Linked DNA regions of Homo sapiens: region 2 is linked to region 1. A link is a loop called in an ENCODE intact Hi-C map of the cell type or tissue named here. Cell type or tissue: mammary epithelial cell. All regions are shown on one strand. Links, peaks and the distances in the headings refer to the core of each region. The heading gives the core; the rest is flanking DNA.

Region 1 (8,353 bases), core at 189-8,188:
ACTCATTTATCTTGCCTAAGGAGCAGCCTCTGAGAAAGATTCCTGAGATCCCAGCAGAATCCACCCCTCCTTTGTACCATTACACCTGTTTATAACATTTGTAATTTTGTACCATAATTATTTGCTTCAATGCTTCCTCTCCTTCAATAACTATGAGCTTCAACAGTGTTAAGAACCTCATCTTATTTATCACAAAAGCCACTACCTGCCACAATCCCCAGTCCACAACAAGTACTCAATAGATGTTGTGAATGAATAGTACATATGTCTTCACAGTCAAATATATATGGAGCTGATAAAAACAATAATCAATATTTGTTTCTAAATAAAAGATTAACACCTAAAACAGTATTGCTTTATAAAATTTCCTTTATAAATTATTTTCACCAAGTCTGTGAGGTAGGCATTATATCTAACCTTATATTAGAAATCACAAAATTACTTACCAAGACCATATCTACTTAGCTCTACCCAGTATCAACTTCTATAATCATATCTAACATGTAGACACTAAATTTCCAGTTTTTTTGCAATGTATATACTTATGCAAAAATATTACAAAACAATTTTACTTATCGTTTTCATAGATGATTTTCCATAAGCAGAAATGTGTTTCAGTGAATTGTTTTTAAAAACCAAACTATTGAAAAATAACAATTAAAACTGTCACCATTTAGTATATTTATTTAATATGTTAGGTCTTAATGAAATAACATGCACTACATAAAACTTACATTGTAAAGTATATGAAAGAGGCAGGAAGTAATAGATTTTTGGCTTCCATTTATATTTACATAAAATTACAAAGATTTTAAGTTTATTGGATTATTAACATAATTTCAATTTAAACTAATTTAAATTTAAAGTAGTAAGGACAGTAGAAACCTAAATCCCATTAATATTTTTGGAAGATTAGATGAGAGGCTAGAAACAAATTTTTTTCAAAACTTATCTATTCTGTTTCAACTGATACCAATTTCTATGATCTCAATACAAACTGGACGGACATTATCAGCTGCTTCTAAAGACTAAGTTGAAAATATAAACTTGCAAGGAATAAAAAAGAGATAGACTGGAAGAATATAGGAGGTAACACTACTAGAAGTCAAAGTAAAGTGCAAAATTTCAATCATGTCTCTTTATCAATTGCCACATTATCTTTTTATTGTGTAGAAACTTTATTATAAAGGATTTTTTATTTTTAAAAGCAAATATGTACATATATTTTCATTGAAAGTCTAATTACGGACTGAGTCTGTCTTCAGGATGCTTTATATATGTGAGCTCATTTATTTCCATTGACTACCCTATGAGTTCCTTTTTATGAGTGTCGACGATTCTAAAATCCATGTGTTTTCCAGAGCATGATAAATTTAACTTTTAGAAATTATCAGAAAAATATGAATAGAATGCTAGACTGTGTAATCAAATTTAATTTTTATTGTTTATTTTATTTTATTTCATTTCATTTCATTTCATTTCATTTCATTTTTGCTCTATCATTTCATTTCATTTTATTTTATTTTTGCTCTATCACCAAGGCGGGACTTCACCAACACAATCACGGCTCACTGCACCCTCGAACTCCTGGGCTCAAGTGATTCTCCCACCTTAGCCTCCAAGCAGCTAGTACCACAGGTGGGGTATGCCACCACATCCACCGTTTTGTTTTGTTTTGTTTTTGATAGAGACAGTATCTCTCTGTGTTGCCCAGACTGGTCTTGAACTACTTGGATCATGCAATCCTCCCACATTAGCCTCCCAAAGTGCTGGGATTATAGGCATAAGGGGCCACACCCATAAATTTAATTTTTAAACTAAGATTATTTGGGACCTTAGGAAAAATCATGAAAAATAATCTCTTGGAATAATGTGAAAGATTATATTGTTCCCTAAAAGGAACAAAATGCTTTACGGTGCTAGCCTTTTATACCATGCTGGCCATGCCAGCTAAAGTTCAGATCGGGTCATCATTTCCAGAATCAAACGATAAAAATCAAACTAGAAAAAAAAATTATTCAATGAAGTGACCCATTCATCACTAGGAGTGTTAAACTAGAACAATGTGGTATTTTCTCTAAAGCATCTTACAATCATTGTAAATTAGGAGATTATGAAGTCTCATTCAAAAAGATTATGGAGGACACTAAGAGTCTCCTATACACTATTTTCTAAATAAAAGGGACTTTTTAAAAAACTATTTAGTTAATAAAAGCAATACATGCTCATTGTGAGTGTGGGAGAAACAGGAAGAAACAAAATAAAGCACTTTCACGAAATAGGAAATGAAAATATGAGAATTTAAATGATTTAAATTTAAATAATCATTTTTCCTAGCTTCTTTCCCCATAAATAATCATTGTTAATGGTTCCTTCAAAATTTTTCACTGCACGTTTGTTGTTTATATATCCATATAGCTTTAAAGATCTTTACGTAAACGCTCTCATACTATTTGCAGTTTTACATTTTTGTAACGTAAAAATATATCTTAGGCACGACTCTTTAACAGGGCATACAAAATTGACTCACTGGTTCTCAGAGCTGTGCAGTATTTCGCTGAATAGGTATATCAATTTATTTTGCCCTTACTGAGGCTGACTTGAGCTACTTCCAGTTTTTCGTTTATGAAGTTTCCCTAAACTTCCACGAACTCTCTTGAATCCTCTTATATTCACAAAGCCATCATGAATTAATGCTATGTTATTTTACAAAATCGGAGGCCCAGAAAATACTGAAAAGGTTGAGGAAGTACCAACTCTTACAACGATCACATAAGCCAACAAATTCCTTTAAAAATGAACAAAGTATTGGCTGGGCTCGGTGGCTCACGCCTGTAATCCCAGCACTTTGGAAGGCCAAGGTGGGCGGATCACGAGGTCAGGAGATGGATACCATCCTGGCTAACACAGGTGAAACCCCGTCTCTACTAAAAATACAAAAAATTAGCCGGGCGTGGTGGCGGGCGCCTGTAGTCCCAGCTACTCGGGAGGCTGAGGCAGGAGAACGGCGTGAACCCAGGAGGCGGAGCTTGCAGTGAGCTGAGATCACGCCACGGTGCTCCAGCCTGGGCAACAGAGCGAGACTCCATCTCAAAACAAACAGAAGAGAACAAAACAAAAATGAACCAAGTATTTATAGTAAAATAATTCTCAAGGTAATATAGCTAATTATTTGATGAAGATATCTCCATACGTCTTTAAAAAGGCAATCAAAGATAAAATAATCATAGAATTGGGCTTCAACAAACCAAAGTACCATCTGTCATCAGTTAAGGAAGTATCAGCTGGAAGGATGGGAAAAACAACTATATTTTAAAACTCAGCAGAACTACTATACAATGCGATAGCTTTCAGTGTGTTCACTCAATACTATTACATTCTATCAAATGACAAATCCATCTAATTCTAAAGACTAAAATTGCAGTTTAAAATGTTTAAAATAATTTTGCTCCTTTGAAAATTACTCTTGATGCTAGGCAATTACTTTCAAATTAAAAGTTCCTTCAGACTTTAGAATTGTCACACATTAGTAGGGATTTAAAGCAAAGATATACCTTACAGTAAGCAACAATAACAAAGAAGGAGGAAAAAACATTGACTAAATATAATTTAGAAATCAGTAGACAGATAATATTGCACAGAAGAATGAAGAGTACATAGATAATCTAAATCTAGGGACATCTGGGTTTTAATTACACTTTTTCACCAAGGATTCCAAAGATGGCATTTTGAAGCCATGTATTCTTTTCCTGTCCTCCAGGACACAAGAATGCAATTACTAATGGGAAAATAAAGACAGACTTTCTTTTACTCATTTTGAAAAAAGAAAAAAATGCTCTCTCTAGTCTGCATAAACTGGCTGAAGTTTTGATCTGATGTGACAATTCCTCTAAATATGGCTCCAGATCTGCCCTTAGAATCATATAATACTGTGAGTAACAACACAGGTCAGAACGGCTCTCGGTCATATTCCTGGCTCAACTACTCAATAGCAGAGTGACTTTAAGCAAGTTCTGAGTCTTATTTTCCTAACCCGTACAAGCAGTTATTATTACCCTATGGGCTGCTGTGTGGATCAACTTACATAATGAACTCAAAGTTCCTACAACATGGGTGTACCAGGTCACTCTGGTTAACCACAGCTCCTTGTGAAGCAGTGATTCATACTTTCCAGCATGTATCACATGCTGCAATCAAACTGGAATCCATAACTATTCCCTAAACACGCCCTGATAATTTCTGCTTTGATTCATGCTACTTCTACAAATGATGCCTTTTTCCACCATAACTGCCTACCAAAATCTTATCCTTCTTTCAATACTTTTGCAAATGCTACTTCCTTTATGAAGCATTTTTCCCAATTCTCCTCTGTTATTAGGACTCGTTCATTCTGGAACTCTGTTCTTCCATCATACTTATATCTGGCCTTAGAGTTATAATGCCCTTGTCATATCTTTCTCTTTCTTTAGATTCTAAGTTCCCAAAAATAATGTAAACTTCTTCAATATTTACCAAAAACTACCAATTGAATTGAATGTTTGAGTGGAGAATATATGCATTTTCAGAGATATATACAAACAGGTAGAGATCTGGAAAACTGTTTCAGCTCCCAATGTCCTCCCTCAATATGGACTAAATTCCACTGAACTTGATAGCTATGTCAGTCACTACATTTTCGAACTGCATTTCCTAGTGGGGCTGTTATAATTTGTGTCCATTTTTTTTTCATTAATTTACATGTATTTGTGAAGTAGGTTTCAAGAAAGGGATTGAAATAAACACATTTTTATTCTGCCACCATTTTACAAAAAAACCTGCCTCATTTCCGAATAAATAAATACAGCCTACATATAATGTATATTAACTCAAATATTTCAATTCTCTCATTTAAGTATGCGAGTATTTCTATTTAAAGTTCTTTGATTCTAAAACTAAGAGTAACTGGACAACCTGTCAGTTCCCTGTAATTTCCTTTTGCACCTTCACACACTGTCAGCAATACAACCACAGTTAATTAAAATATGTACGTGGAACATGTAAAATAGCATCAAATATGAAATATGTAAAAGTTGAAAACACTAAAAGAAGCCAAAACTAAAAATGATTCTCCTTAACACATTAAAAACAGTACTATGTCTGAATAGAAAAAGAAAAGCCAATGGTAATCACTAAAGTTATTCTCCTGTAACAATGTTAACCTATATAATTTGATTTGAGTAAGAAGTTTACAGAATGTTAGTCTGATATAACAAACCAATTAGAAGAAGCATAAGCTTTATCTTTCACTATCATTCTGTTTTTTGGTGAAGGAGCTTTGAGCAGTAAATAATTTACTATCAAAAGCAGCAAACTCTGCTAAAGTTAAAATTACAATCTTATGAGTGCATGTGCATTAGGGATCATGTTAAAACCATCAACCTCATTTCAGTAGATGTCTTATCTCACATAAAGTATGCTGCTAGACATAAAGCATCAGTGGTTTACCTCTAAATGATCCAGTCCCTCCAGGAAACTGGGTGTAGTTTTAATAAAATTGAACTCATAAGTTTTTATTACATTTATAATGAATGCTTTTCAGTTTTATAGGCTCTTTGAAGGAGCAATTTAGTTTCTCTATTAAAACATGACTTTATATCCTTCACAACTCTCAGGTTTCAATTTTATGTTGCTACCACTCTCAATATAAATGAAGATATTGAAGTTTTAATAAAGGTATAGAGTTATTTTTATTGTACATATGAAATGTGAGTTTACAAAATTACAGGGAAAAGTACAGCATATTAAAATTTCTTTCTATTCTTACTTTTCTGTATCCTTTCTGCCACACAAAACTAACCAAAGGTGATATAACATATTTAGGTATTAATAAAGCAGGATTCATGATATTGTCTTTTCTTAGAATAAAGCATAATCTAATCTTTCAAAAATGTCTTATTAGCACAGTCGAAAGTGTAATACTGTTTAATTTAACTTGTTGGATCTTTAATCAATCTCTTTATTACATCTAGTGGAACTATATAAAATTTTCAAACATATTGGCTTTATTTACACCATCAAAGTTTGCCCAACAGTAGGGATTATTACAAATGAACAACAGAACATTTTGTTTGTATTTTGTTTGTCTACTTTCCCAACTAAAGAACCTGGTATATACTGGGTTCTATTTTGGAAGCTTACATTTAAAAATTGAGGAAGGTATTATTTCTGCCCGTGAAGAACTCACTATCTGCTGGAAAAAAAAGAAACAGACACATATACCATTATAATACACTGTTATATGGCTGTAATAAATAATAGACATAATAAATATCTATATCCATAATAGATAATTTAGAGCAATAATGGGACCACTGAGGAAAAGCAATCAACTCTGCCCTGGCAGAGAAACAGTTCATGGAGATTTCACCTAGAACTTGAGGAATAAAAGGAATTCCACAAACAGATAAAAGACAAAAAGGCATTACAAACAATAGGAAGAACCCATTAACATAACTGCCAATAGTATTTAGTACTCCTGCAAGAACTAATATTGTCATTGTTGCTTATTTTATTCAATAACAATTTGAACAAAATTATAGTACTATAGTGAAAAACCAAAGAGCTTTTCCTTGTGGAAAATTCTTTTGGAAAATTCTTTTAGATTAAGTCTTCTATAAAGACAAAATCAGATCCTACTCATACAATCCTGATTCCCATCTTGGCTTGTTTGGATGTTTAGAAACAATTCTTATCTGTTCTAAGAAACACATATGAAAAAGCTTGTATCAAACACATATGCTTGGAGGGTCTGAAGACATCTTTTAAACACAAACAATTCATTAAATGGAAATGCAAAGCATGCCTACATCCTACTACTATATAATGAAAATCGATGTGTTATCACCAACCAACATTTAACGTATCAAATCCAAAAAAAAAAAAAACTGCGTCAATTTCAGGAATGTAATCTTTATACAGTTTTTTGAGAATTATAATATAACTGCTATGGTCTGAATGTTGGTGTCCACCCAAAATTCCTATGTTGAAACCTAATCCCCACTGCAATAGTATTAAGAGGTGGAGCCTCTGGGCACAGTGGCTCACACCTGTAGTCCCAACACTTTGGGAGGCTGAGGGGGGCAGACTGCTTGAGCCTAGGAGTTCAAGATCAGCCTGGGCAATCTGGTGAAAACTCATCTCTAAAAAAAATACAAAAAATTTGCTAGGCATGGTGGCATGTACCTATAGTCCCAGCTACTCAGTAAGTGAGGTGGGAAGATCGCTTGAGCCTGGGAGACAGGGGTTGCAGTGAGCTGAGATTGCGCCACTGCACTCCAGCCTTGGCAACAGAGCAAGACCCTGTCTCAAAAAAAAAAAAAGGAAAAAAAAAGAGAGATGAGGTTTCTAAGAGCTGATTAGGTTGTGAGGGCTCCGCCCTCATGAATGAGATTAGTGCCCTTATAAAAGAGGCTAAAGAGCTTGTTTGCCCCTTCCATCATGTGGGAACACAGCAAGAAAACACTGGCTATGTGGAATAAGCCCAAACCAGAAACTGAATATACTGGCATCTTGATCTTGGACTTCCCAGTCTCCAGAACTGTGAGAAATAAAGTTCTGTTGTTTTTAAGCTACCCAGTGCTTGTTAAAGCAGCCCAAATAGATATTAACCAAGCCACATGCAAAACTAGACATTAATTTCAAAGCCCATCTTTTGAAAAGTAGCTTCTCCATTTGACTAAACAGGTTCCTAGTGTTGTAATAAATAACATCATTTGACCCATCATTCAAAGCGTAATTGTCACTTGAGAGACAATTAAAAGTTAAATGAAGAATTTCTGTTTCCTTTGATATCAGGTTATAAATTTCCATGACACCCACTCTTGGCAGAAAAAGTCAGTGTAATTAAAATCCATTAATGGAACTTAAATTTGTCTGGAAAAGGAAGCTGTTAACTGGAGTGCTGGCCCCTAAGTCCACCATGCTAACAATTCTCTGATAACAAGTTTCAAGAATCAAAAATAACTGTACTCACGCACTCATAGCTTCCTGTCATGTAGAATTCATTGTTATGGAAGTGTCTTCTTTCTCCCATGGAGGCCTATCATTTAAACTGATCTACTCCAAATAAACCCAACGGGGCAAAGATGAGTGTCCTCACAGTTAGTTTCACTCGTGAACCCAGCCAGCAATTCAAGTGCCTCCACTTTGTTCTAGGTTGCTGCACTCTAATGATCGACAGTACAGAGGATATGTAGAATTGACTCTTCACAGAGACTGGCTAAAACAGTGCTAAAATATAACATCAAAGGAAAATATTATCCAAGCAAAAAAGGAGTTTGGGGAAATGAACTACTTCTCTTTAGAAATGAGATAA
Region 2 (8,353 bases), core at 232-8,231, 160 kb after region 1:
CCTATTAAGGTAACATATTTACCACATTAACAGATAAATAGAGAACATATATATTACCATCTTTATTGATACCTAGTATCAAAGGCCAAAGTACTTGAAAATCTAATTTCCACCTAAGGTAAACAAACAGCAACCGACAACGAAAATAAAGCTCTTGACCAACTGGAAATAGACAGGAAAAATCTTATTTGATAACATATGAGGAGCCTAAGGGAAATATTACATTAAATGATAAATATCAGAAGGATGCCCATGAAAGTCAAGAGGGACGAGAGGTTCTAGTCAACAAAGAAAAAAAATTGAGATGTATAAGGCTTTAAAAAAAAAAGAAAGAAAATGTGTTATTTTGAATAATATGACTACCTAGAAACACACAGACAATAAACTTAAAAATATAAATAAGAATATTTTGAAATATGGTTGGAATCAAGATCAACATTAATGGCCTTCTTATACACAGAAATAAGCAACTGGAAGACTTATTGGAAAGAATATTTTTTAACAATAACAAAAAAATATGGAAAACCTAGAAATAAACCTAAGAAGGAATGTGCAAAGTTTATATGAAGACAACTATAAAATTTAACCAAAGGAAATACAAGAAGTTCTGAAAAATGAAGATACGCCATTCATTCGACAAAAAGTTAAATCCCTACCCTATCCTGGACCCTAATCTCAATAGAATAAACACAGCTATATAGGTACTAGAATAAAATATTAGAGAATAAAGAGAAAGTGAAGGATCTGAAAAGGATACTACTGGGGAAACGTACTAATGAATTTAGTTTTTCCCAAGGTAATCTTTAGCAGCAGCATCCATGAATAACTTTTATGAATGTCCAATTTATAATACAGTACTCTAAAACTGACAGTTTTTATTGAATATAAAGAACAATGGTTGCCTGTGAAAAGTGAAATTAAATTTTCTTCTTAAAAGTTCCTTTATTTTTTACAATGTACATCGAATTTTTTAAAAATCAAAATGAATAAATTTTTAAAAGTTAAAAATATAATGTACATAATAATACTAATGCATGACATCAGTTTGGTGAAATATTTTTCTTATATAAATTAATTATGAAAATTAGCAATTTATACACTATAAATCTTTAACCAGATACTGTATAAATAAAAAGTGTTATTACTCTTCAAAACTTCTTCAATGTAAATTGTAATATTGGGCTTTATTACTTAATGTATAGAATCTGTGTATATCCTCTTAATTAGTAATTTCAGATATTTTTTCAAAATTTCTCTTCTTCAGTTATTCTCATAAATACCCACCAGTTTTAAGAGCAATTTTGAAAACTTCTACTCAAAACAGAAAAACAATAAAAAAACAGGGAAAAAATAGAATAGAAAAACCTTCTGGTCACTCATAAGATGTACAGAAATGTTGTTCATGAGTAATCTTTTAAATGTTCACCTCTATATCAAATGTAATTTATTTTCTACTCTCTGAGCAATGATCCAAACATATTTGAAGCTATTTTTTTAACTAAGGAGAACATACAATTAGTCTATTTTGATTTTGCTTCATATTTCAAAGGTTTGTGTTTAAGCTTTATTAATAGTGCTCTTTAAGTTATTTTCCTCCCAATAGGTCTTTAATTACATGTATCTGAAAATACAAAGTCTAATTCTGTTAGAAAACTTAATGATTCTTAAAATATTTGCTTTCATGAGTATATGATTATCTGAAAAACAAACTCCAAAGGGCAATAATTAAGCGACATGGGGTTCCACATAGGCAGAATTTAGAAAATTAAACTAATTTTCTATTTTATTTAATTTAAACATTAAATTTAAATTTAGAAAATTAAACATACACCATATATATATACACAGAAAACTTCATATTGAATAAAATACAATCAGCTATAAAGTAGATTAACAGACTCAGATTCCTTTTAGGCTAGTAAATTTGACTCATTCAACATGTTCAGATGCAGTTGGCCCACTGTATCCATGGGTTCCTCATCTGTGGATTCAAGCAACCAAGGATTGAAAATATTCAAAAAAAAATTTGCATCTCTTAACATGTATAGACTTTTTGTTCTTGTCATTATCCCCCAAACAATATAGTATAATAACTATTTATATAGTATTTACATTCTATTAGGAAATATATGTAATCTAGAGGTGACTTTAAGTATAAGAAAGGATCTACATAGGTTATAAGCAAATACTACACTATGTTATATCAGGGATTTGAGCATCCTCGGATTCTGGTATCAAGGGAGGTCCTAGACCAGTCCCTCACAGATACAGAGGAATGACTGCAACCCCTTATTCAACGTTAAATCCCAATTGTACGCTTTTTAGTGTAGCACTGAAAAGTTTTAGAAGAATTCTCATATAAACAATGCTATAAAGTTAACTTTCCAGATAAACTGAAATAAAACTGGTTTTTAAAAAAAGAAAGAATTGACAATTTTATAGTTATTTTTATTCATAAGATTTTAAAAGCATATATAGGCTGGGCTCAGTGGCTCATGCCTGTAATCCCTGCACTTTGGGAGGCTGAGGTAGGCGGATCACCTAAGGTCAAGAGTTCAAGACTAGCCTGGCCAACACGGTGAAACCCTATCTCCACTAAAAATACAAAAATTAGCCAGGCGTTGTGGTGGGTGCCTGTAATTCCAACTACTCAGGAGGCTGAGGCAGGAGAAGCGCTTGAACCAGGAGGTTGCAGTGAGCCCGAGATGGTGCCATTGCACTCCAGCCTGGGCAACAAGAGTGAAACTCTGTCTCAAAAAAAAAGCACATATATGCAAGCTACAAGATTACTATCAACTGGTACAGTACTTTATAAACTACAAACTCATCTTTGCCCTAGGATTAATCACTAACCACTTCAAGAAGGAATGTGGACACAGACTGGCCCACTGTAGCATTTAAAGTTTTTTGGCTAAATACACACATCTGTGTTGTTCTTTTCAAACCGTCAAGATATAAAACTCATTTAAAACCTATTTTTAAATACCATGCAGCAATGATCCCTTAGAGGCAGCAACTTTAGATGATGCTTAAACAATGAATTTTTTTTCCAACAATAACAATTTTCTTTAAATTCATTTACAAAACCTCACCACACAGCATGAGGTATACTTTCCTGGTAAGCAACTATAAAGTAGAATTAACTATCCTCAAATGACCATGAAATTAAGTCAGCCATATCAGATTAAGATGACCATAAATGCAGTTAAAACCATGCTAATTTACATAGCCCCCTAACCATGTTTAATTGCCACATTAAAAACCCTTCAGATGCTGGTCTGTCCTTTTACAACTTAGAACAGTGTCACCTGAATTAACTTGTTTTGTCTGAATGTTGCACTTTGTTTTTTCATTTATATAGCTGGGAACATTCATGAGCTCTAGTTATTATGTCTAAATATTTTTATTAAACAGAATAAAATAATCAAATCTATCAAACTGGTTTTAATGAAGTAAGCAATGCATTTTTAAAAGGAAGTACTCTCTTAGCCCTAAGCAACATGAGTCATCATGAAGAAATTATATATATATATACTTATCCATTTCTATCTGGTACTTTTAACCATGTGGGGCATGCCAATCTTCCCATGAGCATGGAAACTGAAAGTAACCCAAGGGCACTAGCCAGCTTTGGAATTACTGCTATAATGCCTCCTACACCACACCCATCACACTCCCATACTCTGATTTCTGCAAGCCACAGCAAGCCAAGGTTTTCACCCTAGGGCATTCTGGACTCTTTTGATACCCTATCTCAGAGTAGAAACCCAATCTTTGTACTGGGCTGTCAACCATTCACTTTTTAGATTCAGAGTACATAATCATTTGGCTTGTTTTTGCTATACCCTCTGGGTGCCTCACACTCTAGAATGAACTATTTGATTTGCTGACATCTAGTATGTTTAGATTTCCCTTCCTTTCTGGACTACTCTTTCACGTTTCCTCACCTACCCCACAGCCTCAGATGCATTATCTTACTACCCTCTATTCTCAGCTCCTCAATGACCAGGATATAACCAGGAACTGAGGATAAATCATTTATTCCACTTGTTACTTAGGCAACCCCGAAACGTTAATGAAAGCATCTTTTGCCATCATGTATTATATAGAATCTTCAGTAAGCAGCAATGCATAACAAGACAAAAGTGACTGATTCTGACCTACCTAAGGAAAAAAAATCACATTATCTTGTGATTATCTTGGCTTCTTCCCTAACACAATAATCTTTGGTTACCATAATGCCTAAGCTCAATTAGAAGTCAGAAACCCCAAAGTATCCACACCAGGCAGCAAAGCAAGAATAATCAAGATTGACATATTTCAACACACATATAGTTGCACTGAAAGGCTCCCTTAACCAATTCACCAGACAACCCCACCCCCAAAAGAATTATGCATGGGTGAAATTTCTATAGTTTTTGCACTAAAAGTAAAGTCTTCCCATGGCTGCCAGAAATCACCAATATGACCGTTCTCATTGTTGATCTTATGCTGTTATAGCAACCAAGGGAGACAACTGGAAATGGGAGAAAGTCTCTTTTAGACTGATGAAAATTAACAAGGGACAGAAATCAAGATAGTAAAGGAAGGAGAAGGTGCTGTGATTTAGCCAGAGATAATCATTGTCGACATACTATTATATTTCATTTTAGATCTTTTTCCTAGGTGTGCAGATTAGTGTACTCAACTCCATTTCAGTTGTGTTCTTTCATGCACGCTAAGTTAGATAGCTAGAACAAAAGCTAAGCTAGAAAGCTAAAGTTTATTTCCTAGACTTCCTGACAGTTAGATGTTGGCACATCACCTAGCTCTTGCCAAGCCGATACACTGGCATTACTTTGGAAGGCAAGGTTAACACGGTGAGACAGAGGCTGGCTGCTGTTGCCTCTGCTGTTTTTACTGGCAAGGTCAGTGATACAAAAATTTGATTTTTCTGCAACGTAGATCTGAATGTCCAAACTCTACTTTCATGAAAACAAAAGCTAGGGCCAGGGCATCCATGTGAGGTGGCCTCCTAATTCTCCAGGTTTTTGTTTGTTTGTTTGTTTTAATGAGACAGAGTCTCTCTCTGTCACCCAGGCTGGAGTGCAGTGGCATAATCTCAGCTCACTGCAACTTCCACCTCCCAGGTTCAACAGATTCTCCTGCCTCAGCCTCCTGAGTAGCTGGGATTATAGGCACCCGCCACCACTCCTGGCTAATTTTTGTATTTTTAGTAGAGACGGGGTTTCACCATATTGGCCCATCTGGTCTGGAACTCCTGACCCCAAGTAACCCACCTGCCTCAGCCTCCCAAAGTGCTGGAATTACAGACGTAAGTCACCGTGCCCGGCCTCTCCAGGTTCATAAACACCACAGAAATTGCAGCTTCCTTAGCCACCTATAAAATGAGCAGCCACTACTCCAAGCAGAAACATGCTCATTGGTTGTTAAGCAAGAAATAAACTTTCATTGTGTTTGAACCATTATGCATTTTTTAATCTCTTTGTTACATAAGCTAGTGGTTACCCTAACTGATAAAGAGTCCAATAAATATTTATTGAATGAATGTTAAAGAAGAGGAAATAAATGCAAGAAGTAGGTGGAGGGAGGGTGGGAAAGATGGTGAAAGATAAATAGATGGTTAAGGATCTTGATTTTTTAAAGAATTAATGGGATAAATGTTCTCTTGGAGTACAGAATTATTTCATACTATTATAATTACTAAATTAATAATAACCTATTTGAATTTCTTTTCTATTGGTTTTTCAGTATAACATCTGTTCACAATTCCTATCCTGTTGAAATTTATACTCTAATCCACTCCATAAATTTTAAAAAATGGTTTTGGTTTCTGATTACAATTTCGCCATAATGTGATTACAATTTCGCCATAATGTCATTACAAATCCAAAAGTAAGGGAAAGTCCTCCATAATACATGGAGCTAAAATCAAATACAGACATCAACATAATACATATGCAAAAACTAGATTTCCATTTTATTACATGCATACTAATTATTAAAATGTAACACTTTTGATAATATTTTAAAGCAGTGTCCCCATAGTGTGCTCTGAAGACGCCACTCTGATGGTCCCCATGAACCTTGCAGGGGGTCCATAAGGCCTCCCTTTCCCAAGTACATACCTGTGTGAGGGAAGATTGTTTTCATACATACTCCAAATCAAATAACATTACACAACATATTGAATGCAAAAGCAGATATGAGAATCCACCTGTTTGTATTCGGCCAGATATTGAAGAGATTTATGAAAATCTAAAACAGGCCTGGGGCACAGTGGCTCTTGCCTGTAATCCCAGCACTTTTGGAAGCTGAGGTAGAAGGATTGCTTGAACCCAGGAGTTTGAGACCAGCCTGGGCAACATAGCAAGACCTCATCTCTACAAAAAATAAAAAAATTAGTCAAGCATGGTGGCACATATCTATAGTCCCAGATACTTGGGATGCTGAGGCAGGAGAATCACTTGAGCCCAGGAAGTCAAGGCTGCAGTGAGCTATGATTATGCTGCTGCACTATAGCCTGGGCGACAGAGCGATACCTTGTTTCAAAAAAACAAAGAACAAAGCAAAAGTAAAATAGTGCCCTCTTCTCACTAAATATTTTTGTTTTGAAATATATAGTTATTTTTCATAAAACTGTCGTATTTATGTTGATACATAATAAATATTTTTATTTTTAAATGATGAATATATATTTTAAATTTTCTCAATCTTAATTTCCAATATGCTAAATATTGATGAAACTAACCCACAGAACAGAAGCTCTTTAGGGTCCTAAATTTTTAAGAGTTTAATGAACCATAAATAAACTAGTGAAATCCTGTAACAATGCCAGGATTCCTTTTATTAATAGTAAACAATAAACTATATTTAAATATAGCCAATTTTCTATATGTACAAAATGCTAGGCAGCCTTCCTATTGCTGTAGTAGAAATAACATGGCATTGAACACATGGGTTTAAATACCAGTTTCATAACTTATTAACTGTGTGGGCATCTGTTCCCTATTATTCTCACTGCTACCATTACAACAAACTCAACGTTATGCATATCAAAACTAAAATTGTTGCATTTTGCAAGCATTCTTGAAGATTTAATTGTGCAGGATTATAGAGAGTAATTTATATATAATTATATACACTTACTAATTCAATTATCTGGGAGTATATTTTAGCTAACTCACTATTCAGAGTTATACTTTCTATAGTAGCAGTTGCAGCATAACTGAGTATTCTTAAAGCAAGCAATTAATAAACTCCAACATAAAATTTTTCCTTGCCAAATTATATCTGTCTTGTTCTATCGAAACTCAACAAAACATTTACTTGTTCAAGGGACTATGTTGATCCAAAGATTTCCCTTCAGGAAAATGCTGGTGCTGCCTAGGGATACTAGTAGCTTTCCATAAAAAAAGTGTTCAACTAAGAGAGCTGTCCAGGCCACTCATCTTTGATAACAGAAGTTCAGCTTTATCATAACCTGTATGTCAGGCATCCAAAACCTAGGAAACTACTCTTCATTACTAACAAGATAATAACCTTTCAGTAGGTATTATCTCAATTCTTTTTCTCATCTACATTTTACAAAATGGTTTGTTGAAGAAAGTTAGGTTCTAAAAAGGAAGCTCTAAAACAATAGTCTTCATTTTTTTTCTCTCATATTCCTAAAAGAATTTTCTAAAAATACACAACATACATTTTCAGTTGACATGTAAAAATTTTCATCATGAATTTAAATGATTGCAAAGGCTATAATTTCTAGCATGTTACAAATACTGCCATTTTTATATAAAACTGTTATACCAGTCTTTTAAGAGTACCAAAGAAATCTAACTTCCACAGTAATCTGATATACACCAGCAACCATTTTATCAAAAAAAAATTCAAGAGTTAGAAAATTTATACACACTTTTTTGCTTAAACTCATTTCCAGTTATCTCCCCATAGGATTTTACCCTAATGTAATCGTTTTTATTTCTAAAAGTTTTTAACTGATCCTCTATCATACTTCTCTTCAATAAAAATGTACCTTAAAATTGAACTTTTAAATTGTGTTTAATTTTCTAAAACTGTAATGTTCAAACTAAGAAATATATGGAAATGTATTTCTTAATGAGAAGGGCTAGATTTTTTTCTTTTTTAAAATAGTTTATAGGCCTCTGAATGAATGTTACTCATTGCTAGTATAAGGTTTCACATACATTTTTTTTCTATTTTTTATTTTCTCTGTTTATGAAAGAACTGAAACTGTTCACTAAGTAGATGAGAAGGATGTTTTGTTATGGCAATGTTACTAAATCCTTCAAAATCACATAGCTTATTAAAAATATTTGATGTGTGAAAACTATCA

What was found. Hi-C counts contacts between places; a loop is a spot of excess contacts. Peaks named below come from ENCODE experiments on the same cell type or tissue, not always from the same donor. Only the 100,000 strongest peaks of a DNase experiment are listed, where the experiment ranks them.
Region 2: it touches region 1 in a loop (5-fold over the local background); 2 of 110 quality-filtered maps call a loop at or near these places.

Annotation. Positions count from the first base shown.
Region 1 is chr7:111,194,371-111,202,723 of GRCh38, forward strand. The region is part of intron 3 of IMMP2L (inner mitochondrial membrane peptidase subunit 2); the gene reads right to left. It overlaps LOC124901725 (a long non-coding RNA gene), which reads right to left. Exons shown (of 2, transcript XR_007060477.1): 1 at 1-8,353. Among named protein-coding and RNA genes, the nearest start is that of LRRN3, 110 kb to the left of the region's middle. In mammary epithelial cell, for the core only: no CTCF peak of the experiment used is centred there; a DNase peak (open chromatin) is centred at 4,081; H3K27ac peaks cover 1,047 bases.
Region 2 is chr7:111,354,268-111,362,620 of GRCh38, forward strand. All of the region lies in intron 3 of IMMP2L (inner mitochondrial membrane peptidase subunit 2), which reads right to left. It overlaps LOC124900232 (a long non-coding RNA gene), which reads right to left. Exons shown (of 2, transcript XR_007060475.1): 2 at 1-8,353. Among named protein-coding and RNA genes, the nearest start is that of IMMP2L, 200 kb to the right of the region's middle. In mammary epithelial cell, for the core only: no CTCF peak of the experiment used is centred there; a DNase peak (open chromatin) is centred at 3,624; H3K27ac peaks cover 465 bases.